2 separate regions of the Homo sapiens genome follow, and region 1 is linked to region 2. A link is an interaction called in ENCODE POLR2A ChIA-PET data of the cell type or tissue named here. Cell type or tissue: MCF 10A. All regions are shown on one strand. Each heading gives the region's core, and the rest is flanking DNA. Links, peaks and the distances in the headings are about the cores only.

Region 1 (5,384 bases), core at 323-5,322, 670 kb before region 2:
CACTCTGTAGAACAGAACAAGCAGCGCTCTGTAAAATGGACCAATCAGTAGGATGTGGGTGGGGCCAAATAAGGGAATAAAAGCATGCTGCCCGAGCCAGCAGCAGCAACCCGCTTGGGTCCCCTTCCACGCTGTAGAAGCTTTGTTCTTTCGCTCTTTGCAATAAATCTTGCTGCTGCTCACTCTTTGGGTATGTGCCACCTTTATGAGCTGTAACACACACTGTGAAGGTCTGCAGCTTCACTCCTGAAGTCAGCAAGACCACAAACCCACCAGGAGGAATGAACAACTCTGGACATGCCACCTTTAAGAGCTGTAACATGCACCGCGAAGGTCTGCAGCTTCACTCCTGAAGTCAGCGAGACCATGAACCCACCAGAAGGAAGAAACTCTGGACACATCCAAACATCAGAAGGAACAAACTCTGGACACACCATCTTTAAGAACTGTAACACTCACCACGAGTATCAGTGGCTTCATTCCTGAAGTCAACAAGACAGAATCCACTCATTCCAGACACAAAAGTATTTTACTAAGAAGTATTCACATATGCTTAATTCTTATTGTTGATGTTATTGCTTTTTTACAAATCAAGGACACTCATGAGAAAGTAATAAAGTAATGAATAGCAACAGAAAAGTTAGTCTTGAACCAGGTTTTTTTTTTTTTTTAAAAATTAACATTAAAATGTATAGTTCGGCCGGGCATGGTGGCTGACACCTGTAATCCCAGCACTTGAGGAGGCTGAGGCAGGTGGATACCTGAGGTCAGGAGTTCAAGACCAGCCTGACCAACATGGAGAAACCCCGTTTTTACTAAAAATACAAAATTAGCTGAGCATGGAGGCCCATGCCTGTAATCCCAGCTACTCAGGAGGCTGAGGCAGAAGAACAGCTTGAACTTGGGAGGCAGAGGTTGCAGTAAGCCAAAATGGCGCCATTGCACTCCAGCCTGGGCAACGAGAGTGCAACTCCATCTCCAAATAAATAAAACAAACGTACAGTTCAAGGTGATACCACAAAGGTGTCATTTTATTACTAATAATATTAGCTAGCATTTGTGGAACAATGCTAGGCATTCTGCACTGATCACCTTATTTAATCTTCAAAAGAATCCTAAGAACTACTACTATATACATTTTCACAAATGGGGAAATTTTAGACTGAGGGAAATAGAGTACATTTGCCCAAGGCTACATAACAGTAAGTGCTGGAACCACAATGCAAATGCTGATCTATCTGCCACCAAAGCCCATACAAAGCATTATGCCATATTGAAACTTGATTTACTAGGAAAGGATCACAATGCTTCTTTCTTCTATAATTATTCTTTGCAATTATACTTTACCCTCCCTAAAAAAGAATTGTTTGAATATACTTCAACTAACACCTGTTGATCTGGTTATTTTCCCTGTTGAAACAAGAAGATATTATTAATAGTATAAAACGGTAAATTTATATCTCTCCTTTCAGACAAGCCATGCTTTCAAATTTTCTATAAACTTGTTAAAGGGGAATGATAGAAAATGTGCAAGGCTACGCAGCAGTAAACAGAAAGTAAGAAAACAACGAATTGGCCAGGCATGTGGCTCATGCTTGTAATCCCAGCATTTTGGGAGGCCGAGGCAGACGGATCACTTTGAGCTCAGGAGTTCAAGACCAGCCTGGGCAACATGGCGAAACCCCATCTCTACTAAAAATACAAAAATTAGCTGGGCATGTGGTGGGTGCCTGTAATCCCAGCTACTCAGGAGGCTGAGGCAGGAGAATCGCTTGAACCCAGAAAGCAGAGGTTGCAGTGAGCTGAGATCATGCCACTGCACTCCAGCCTGGGCAACAGAGCAAGATTCCATCTCAAAAAAAAAAGATTAAAAATTGCATCTTCAGCTAAATACTGATTTTTGCATCATTCCAGATTTATTTATCTAGAAAAATAAATAAATAAATAAAATTTGGAATTTAAATAGTGAAGAATATGTATGGCAAGACTTAAAGCAGACCTGAAGACTGCAATCATTTTGTATATATTAGATGATTTACAAATTACTTTAGCATCTTTGGAGGAGAAATAATCTTAATAAGAAATGTTATAACCTGTTTTTTTTAAAAACACGCATGGCATCTCCTATCTGTGATCAAATGCATCATTGCCATATCTGGACAGGCTTGTTCCAGAAGCTGACCACGAAGCTGAACCCAAACCACTGATGGAAGGGGACTCTGACATTTCTCCTCCTTGAACCCACCCACCCCCCTAAAAAAAAATGCATTCAGATGATAAGCTTTTGTACAGCAGTTTCTTATCTACAAAATAATTTTTATATGGTCTAGGTCTCTTGATTTGATCCTCACAATAATCCTAAGAGGTATTAGTACTATACTTAAGTTTTAACAGGAAAAATTTGAAGCTCTATCTGTTGATTTGCTTAATGTAGTCAACTGATGGTAAAAGCTAGATTCCAATCCTGGGCTCTCCTCTACTGCACTATGATGCCATTCACTTGTTCAAAGACTACCACACTCATACAGTAAAAAGGAAAGCATCAGACAAGCTTCTGGTCCTAATTCCATCACTAACTAGCTTTGTAAAAGTGAAGTTCATGAACATTATCATATTTGATGGGAAAAAGAAACAGTATATAGTAAGGGGGAAAAAAGCATTAAATCCCTTTTTTAAAAGGAAACAAGTTCAGAAGGATTACATGATTTTCACAGGATCTTGGTGGCATCATCATAAGAAGGCAAGTAACCTGTATTTTACACATGGGAGATTGGTACTTTGAGATATTAAAACTTTTTTCTACCTAAATTTTCCCATTTCCTTTTTTCTCATTCCAGCGACAACTGGTTCCCTACTTTATTGCCTCAGGGGCGCTATATGCCAGGACAAAACCCAGAAGGAATTTTTCAGTAATTCCAGTTTTGCTTTCTAAAAACCTAAGCCCTCAGAATAAAATAAGAGTTTGTCAGAGATGAAAAAGAGATTCTCGGGTACAGGCAGAGAAAGGGACTTCTCCTAGCCCCTTCACAGCGTAGAAAAAAATTTTCCCAGCTGAAGAAAACATAAAAAAGTCTTTGGATCTCAAGGGATCAGGGATCTAGGCTCTTGTTATTGGCAACATTGCTTGGAAGGCAGCAAGACCCAAGAGGAATGGCATTGTAACGCATCTAGGCAAACAGAAACACAGACATTCTAGAAAAAGGTAAAAGTCCATGACTCGGACATATCAAATATCTGTCAAACCAGACGAGAAAGAGCTATCTAGACACAACAACTCATATGTCAGAAGTAAGCTGTTTTATATAGATGATCAACAACCAGAAGACACTCCCATTCCAGGCAGAACCCCACCTTAACCCCAGGGAAGTGGGGAAAACTTCAAAAAGGATAAGTTATTTTGTCTGTTACTCAGTTACTAAGAGTAAAGGTGAATTACAGAAAATAAATGGATACTTCTAACATACCTAAATTTACAGACCAAGTCCAGCTCACGGATTACCTGATCCTGTCCCTTCTTTTAGTAGCCAAATCTTCTGACTACTGTTCTAGGTTTTTTCCACCATGTCACTGCTATCGATGATGATGATAACACAGGATGTGATTATATAGTTCAAGGCCAAAAAACAAGAAAAATAAATAATGATCTGAAACAGCCTCTTGCCATTTCCCACATTGTCTGGTAAACTTCTATTCATCTTCTGTATCTCATCTTAAATATTACATCTTCCCTAGTGGGATTGAGTGTTCCTTGTCTGTTTTCTTGACAAAGAGCGTTAACCTCACCACACAGCATTGAAATTGCCTGTTTTTGCATCTGTCTTCCTAATATATTTTAAGATTCATACAGGCAGAGATTGAATATCATTTGCTACTTCAAACATGCATCTGGCACTATGCCTGGCACATAGCAGGCACTCATAATACACCTTTGTTGAATGGATAAATGATTGAATAAATAAATGAAAGTAGAGTCATTGCCTTAAATATATACACCAGTTTACACCATATATACACCAGTTTACCTTTTAAAAGAATTTTAGCTTGTTTATTACCTATGAGAGATGTTTAAATAGAACAGAACTTAATAGGTTTATTCCAAGTATTACCATGCTTTTAATGATAAAGATGTCACAGTCCTTCAAAATGATAAGCCCCTGATAGAAGCTTCAAAATTGTATCCTAAATTAGGGCCTCAGTGGCTAGCAAAATGGTGTTACCAGAAGAAATGGGTTACAAAAATCTTACCCATAATCTTTGAAAGTTTAAATTTAATAATTCATTTTCACAGGATTTTCTACTTTATTATACTATACCATTCCTCTTGATCTTAAATCCTAAAATAAAGGAGGTCAGGAGAATCGTTTCATAATGAAGGTGATTTGGCCATAATTCTTGAAATAGCTTTGAAAACTTACTAAAAATTGAACCCATGCGGAAAGCTTATTAGTTGGAATTCAGAATGACTAACTGGACAGAAGAGACTGGATAAAACTCATGATCCTTTGCTGACAAAGCAACCTACATTGAGGATATAGAAATACTTGTGTCTTGACTGCCATAAATTCCTGGGCAAGAATTGTAGCTGGAGAACACATTCCCTTATCCCAATCAAAAAAAAAATCTCTCCCTTATACTAAAAAATATTTTGTAATCACTGACATGGTAACATAGTATTAAGAAATAAGCATATAAGGAGAATATATATTTAAGAAAGTATAGTATTCGTATAGTTCAGTAAATGTATTTTACAGAACAGTGAGAAATTTACTTATTGACAAAGGCATGAATGAACAGAATGCCTTAATCCAACATTTTAAAAACCCAATGTTTATCCCAGGCAAATTAACACAGAAACAGAAAACAAAATACCGCATGTTCTTACAAGTGGGAACTAAGAATTGGGTATACATGGACATAAAGACAGGAACAATAGACACTACGCAAGGGACTAGTGGGGCAAGGGCTAAAAAACCACCTATTGAGTACTATGCTCAATACCTAGGTGACAGAATCATTCATATCCAAAACCTCAGCATCACACAATATACTCATGTAACAAATCAGCACATGTACTCACTGAATCTAAGAAAAAGTTGAAGTTTTTTAAAAATAAATAAGTAAAATCCAATGTTTTGTGCATACCTCACTGACTAGATTCTTCTACCCACAAAAGTAAACAATAATAGGCCTAAGGGAGAAATCAAATATTCTATCATAAATAAAAACACTTGAGCAGATTTCCAAAAACCCAGAAGTTCACACATTTTCTAGTATCAAGTCATTAGCATATGCTTTGTACTCTCCCAATAGATATGTAAAATAAAATCAATTAACAGATCATTTTATCTCTACGTCTTCCTCACTAAGTTGCTTCATAGCAAACT
Region 2 (5,384 bases), core at 254-5,253:
AGGGTAGTGGAAGTGGGGCCCACATTGTGAGAAATACAACCATAAGTAAAAAGTGCTAAATGGCCTCTCTTTAACCAGAGACCACAGTCTGTAACTTCCCCTGCTTTCAGTGGTTACCTCTGGGTTTCCCCTGTTGTGATTTATAGAAAATGACTATCACTTTGGAATTGAGCTGGTGGATTTCTACAAAGATTCTTGGTATTTCATGGTTATTTTCTGATGTAGAGCAAGACTTCATGTGAATGAAAGCAGATTCATTTTGCCTTTCTTGCTTGGGTACCCCAGGCTGATGTGGAATAAAAAATTGTTGGGTGATTTCTCTTACATTTCTGCATAATGAGTGAGGGAAGTGTGTGTGTTTAATTCCGAAACCAATAAACTGGGTTGCCAGAAAATCATTGATCATAAGAAGTGTATGGCACTGAACTGACACCCTGTGCTATATGGGCCATTATTTTTCTTCATTGCAAAATCACTATTTTTTATTTATTTATTGTTTTTGAGACAGAGTTTTGCTCTTGTTGCCCAGGCTGGAGTGCAATGGCGCAATCTCAGCTCATGGCAACCTGTGCCTCCTGGGTTCAAGCGATGCTCCTGCCTCAGCGTCCTGAGTAGCTGGGATTACAGGCATGCGTCTCCATGCCTGAATTTTGTATTTTTAGTAGAGATGAGGTTTCTACATATGGGTCAGGCTGGTCTCGAACTCCCGACCTTGACCTCCCAAAGTGCTGGGATTACAGGCATGAGCCACCGCGCTCAGCCATGCAAAATCACTTTTTAAACTGTTAATATTTCATATAAGAAAGGCTTGGCTTATCTTACTGAATCTGGTTGCAAATTGTCTTAATAATCCCAGTTCTGAATAGCAACCTGCAGGGGATGGTGGCTCAGGCCTGTAATCCCAGCACTTTAGAAGGCTGATGCAGGAAGATCACTTGAGCCCAAGAGTTTGAGACCAGCCCTGGCAACATAGCGAGATTCCATCTCTACAAAAAACAACTAGCCAGGTGTGGTGGCACATGCCTGTAGTCTTAGCTGCTTGGAAGGCTGAGGCAGGAGGATCGCTTGAGCCTTGAGCCATGATCCCGCCACTGCACTCCAGCTCTGGTGACAGAGCGAGACCCTGACTCTAATGAAAAATAATAAAATGAATAACTTATGTAAGAGTTCTGCATTATTCCCCTTAATCCCTGAGTAAATCTGGCTGAAATACAGAGTTTGTGACCCTTGGGAAGTCAAAACTCTCTGTGAAGGACCCTTCAAAATACTTTTTTGCCTTTGCTCTAAAATGTTAGCTCCTAGTAGACAGGAGAGAATCATTTATTCATGTATTTAATTGGCCAGGTGTGCAAAGCACTGTATTAGTGATGGCCCTATATAGACCTTTATTATGCAGTGGTTCCCACATGTGAAAAGAGTGAATGTACCATAATCATTTAGGGAGTATTTTAATAATAAACTCTCAAAAGTTTTGCTAAACTGCAATTTTATATTGGCTGGGCACAACACAAAACAGCCCAAAGTAGATATAATTATATAAAGTTGATTTCAGCCCAGCCCAGCCCAACTTTCCACAGTCAACTTGAAATTTTCTCACTGTTACTAACTGGTGTCTTTCAAACCCATGTCCAAGGTTACGGGTGGGAGTGGTAGAGAATTGTCACTAGCTCTGCCGCCTATTGAATTGCTTCTGTGTCTAGGATTTAGCAGTTCCTGTCCCAGACTGGGGCCTGACTCAGCTTTCTGCCAGGACTCTTCTCGTCTGTGGCTGTGCTTTCTAGTCTTCTGGGCCATAATCAAGGCCAGTACATCCAAGACGCCAGCTGTGAACAGACTAGGATTTGATAGGGCCCCTCACTGTCTGATGCCTCTTTCTGGTGGCCTTGCCAGGTTTAGAACAGGCAGCCTGCTAGGCTGCCTTCCTGGTAGTAGAGGCTTTCCAGGTAGTCAGGCTGCTTTCTACATGCATGATGTTGGGCTCAGTTAATATTTGTAAAACAAATGTCCTCTGGAAAGGGCTCTGCCTTTCTGAGTTACTGCCTCTCTTCTACCTCCTTTAATGACCTGCTCATTTTAGCATCTCATTGAAATGCACACATCTTGTGGTTTCCTATGCTCTAAAATCAGTGCCAGACTAAGAGCTCTTCAAACAGGAGCCTTTCCCCCCTCCCCGTCCTTTTTTTTTTTTTTTGAGACAGAGTATCACTCTGTCGCCCAGGCTGGAGTGCAGTGGTACGATCTCCATTCACTGAAACCTCTGCCTCCTGGGTTCAAGAAGTTCTCCTGTTTCAGCCTCCCAAGTAGCTGGGACTACAGGTGCACACCACCACGCCCAGCTAATTTTTGTATTTTTAATAGAGTCGGGGTTTCACCATATTGGTCAGGCTGGTCTCGAACTCCTGATCTCAGGTGATCCACCCGCCTTGGCCTCCCAAAGTGCTTGGATTACATGCATGAGCCACCGCGCCTGGCCCTTTCCTTATTTTTTGAATGCCCGTTGCTTAACACACTATATGACTCATAATAGACATTCAAAGAAATGTCAAATGAATGAAAAAATCAGCTAAACAATCTTTGCTTAAGTGAATTTCTGATGATTTTCAGGCTATATAGAAGAGAGTATAGGGGAGGTGAAGGCATGCTGGAACACCACTAGGTCTAGTCCCTTATGTAAAACTGTCCTGGGAAAAGAAGGGGAAGATTTGTGCCCCATTTGCCCCAGTATTCTTAGCCCCAATACACACACAGCCTCTTATGTTTTCTTCAGCAGTGTTTTTCAAATGTTAGCATGCATTGGGATCATCTGGAGGGCTTGATAAATCAGATTGCTGTGCAACATCCTAGAATTTCTGGTGCAGTAGGTTTGGCGTGGGGCCAGACAATTTGCATTTTTAGTAAGTTCCTAGGTCTGTTGATGCTGCTGGCCCAGGGTCCACACTTTCCAGGGTTCACACTTGGAGAATTACTGTATTTTCTTTCTTTTCTTTTCTTTTTTTTTTTTTTTGAGATGGAGTCTCACTCTGTTGCCCAGGCTGGAGTGCAATGGTACGATCTTGGTTCACTGAAACCTCTGCCTCCCAGGTTCAAGCGATTCTCCTGCCTCCGCCTCCCAAACAGCTGGGATTACAGGCGCCTGCCACCATGCTCAGCTAATTTTTGTTTTTAGTAGAGACAGGGTTTCACCTTGTTGGCCAGGCTGGTCTCGAACTCCTGACCTCAGGTGATCCACCCACCTCAGCCTCCCAGAGTGCTGGGATTATAGGCATGAGCTACCGTGGCTGGCCTGTATTTTCAATAGTAGTAGCTACACTATTAGTTGAGTACTGACCAGCTTATTCTTTACCATGCACTGTGGTAAATTCTTTATATATGTTATTTCATTTCCATTCAACAACCCCATGAAGGAGAAATTGTCATCTCAATTTTACAGATGAGGAATCTGAGGAATAGAGTTGTTAAAAAACTTGCCTAGTATCTTATGTACAGGGTTGAAATTTGAAGTAAATTCTGTCTGATTCATAGTAAGTGTACAACAAATACGTAATTGTTGAAAACGAATGCATAAAGTATCTAGGCAAACCTAAAACTTGTGAACCAAGTAGGTACCTGTTCACATATACAGACTGAGCGTGCAGAAATCCTGTATTAGACTGATGGGTATTTACTTCACTCCAACTCAAGACTTCTGAATTAGCAAGGCAACTTTATGTATGAGACTATATTGCCATTGTTTCTCAAATTGTGGCTCCTGAACCAGCAGCATGAACATCACCTGAAAACTTGTCTAAGACTACCAGATTTAGGGATTTAGGGATGCCAGATTAAATTTGAATTTCAGATAAACGATGAATAATGAAATCTTTGAGACATACATATACTAAAAATTATTCATCGTTTATCTGAAATTCAAGAATCTGATATATGGGAATTCTATATTTTATTTGGCAAGACTATTAGAAATTGAAATTCTCCAGCCCTAGCCCAGACTTAATGAATTAGAAACTCAAGTGAGTCCCAGCCATCAGTGTTTCAATAGGCCCTACAAGTGATTCTGATGCACCCTCAAGTTTGAAAACCAATGACCTAGGCAATGCCTTGTTCACCTAAAGCAGTGGTTAGCCGAACCTGGCCAGCTGTCTGTTTTTGTCAATAATTTTTGTTTTGAAACACAGTTACACCCACACCCATTCTTTTGCTTATGCTTTTATTTACTTACTTATTAAGTTACCTGCCCTCTTGAAGCTTATATGGTCTAGCTGTGGACAGTTGTGTTAATTATATCTTCAGGTGTAAGTAACAATAAAACAAACTAAAATTGGCTTAAGTAATAAAGGAATACAAGATCTTGCATAGCCAGAAGTACAAAGGCTGCAGGGATGCTTGGCTCAGCAGTTCTTGTGTTACAAGGGCATGACAGGACAAAGACCTTATGGCCCTAGAATGTTTGCTATCTGACCTTTTACAGATAATGTTTGCTTAACCCTGACCTAAGAGAGCATCCTCTGATCATAGAAGCATATTCTCAGCCCTCTCTAACAGGTGCTGGAAGCTGGGATAGGACAGACACTGAGTTTCCGAAAATTGAAAAGTCCCTTCTGAGCTTTCTTGCATTGCTGTGTTCCTTGGCTCCAAGAGGGGTTCGGGGGAAGATGAAGGGCAATGCAGCAAAGGAGGGGCTGAGGAGCAAAAAAAAAAAAAACAAAAAAAAAACAAAAAAAACCAAAAACTTCCCAGAGCCCAGAATACCTGGTTATGGGCACCCCCTGCTGGAGAGTTGGCAAAATTCTGTGACATTGGTCAATTTAGTCACCAAATGTGTAGAGGTTGACTGTATGCCAGATTGTGGAAAGCAAAGGTAAAGTTCTCTTGAAGAACTGACTCACAGTCAAGAGTAGTCAGGCTCCCTAATTAGATCTTTATGCTGTCTAGTCAAGTGTCAGTTGCAGTCGTACTTAACAAATGATGATTGATATAATATGCTTATAGTCACTCAGTAAATAACTATTACATGTTTGCTAGGGGATAGGTGCTGGACTACACACTGGAGACAGAGTAGTAAACAAAATAGACACATTCCTTGCCCTCTTGGAGCTTATATTCTAGTGGATGTTGTGTTAATTATAACATCAGTTGTAAGTAACAACAAAGCTAACTAAAACTGGCTTAAGCAATAAGGAATATATTATCTCACATAACTGTAAGTACAAAGGTAGGATAGGCTTTAGGGCTAGTTGATTCAACAGCACAAGACATCAATAAAGACAAGTTATTTTCATCTCATTCTCTGCCTTTCTGATTGTACTGGCATTTTCCTCAGGTTGTTCCTTTATTATTATTATTTTTTCTTTTTTTTGAGATGTCTCACTCTGTCTCCCAGGCTGGAG

Evidence for each region. Peaks named below come from ENCODE experiments on the same cell type or tissue, not always from the same donor. Only the 100,000 strongest peaks of a DNase experiment are listed, where the experiment ranks them.
Region 1: POLR2A ChIA-PET joins it to region 2 with 5 read pairs; 2 of 35 experiments call an interaction of 5 or more read pairs at or near these places.

Annotation. Positions count from the first base shown.
Region 1 is chr11:85,613,662-85,619,045 of GRCh38, forward strand. The region is part of intron 2 of DLG2 (discs large MAGUK scaffold protein 2); the gene reads right to left. Among named protein-coding and RNA genes, the nearest start is that of DLG2, 11 kb to the right of the region's middle. In MCF 10A, for the core only: no CTCF peak of the experiment used is centred there; no DNase peak of the experiment used is centred there.
Region 2 is chr11:86,287,221-86,292,604 of GRCh38, forward strand. It overlaps a transcript of EED not described here. Among named protein-coding and RNA genes, the nearest start is that of MIR6755, 12 kb to the left of the region's middle. RefSeq lists a silencer at 4,647-4,941. In MCF 10A, for the core only: a CTCF peak has its summit at 4,757 (motif pointing left); DNase peaks (open chromatin) are centred at 2,501 and 4,791.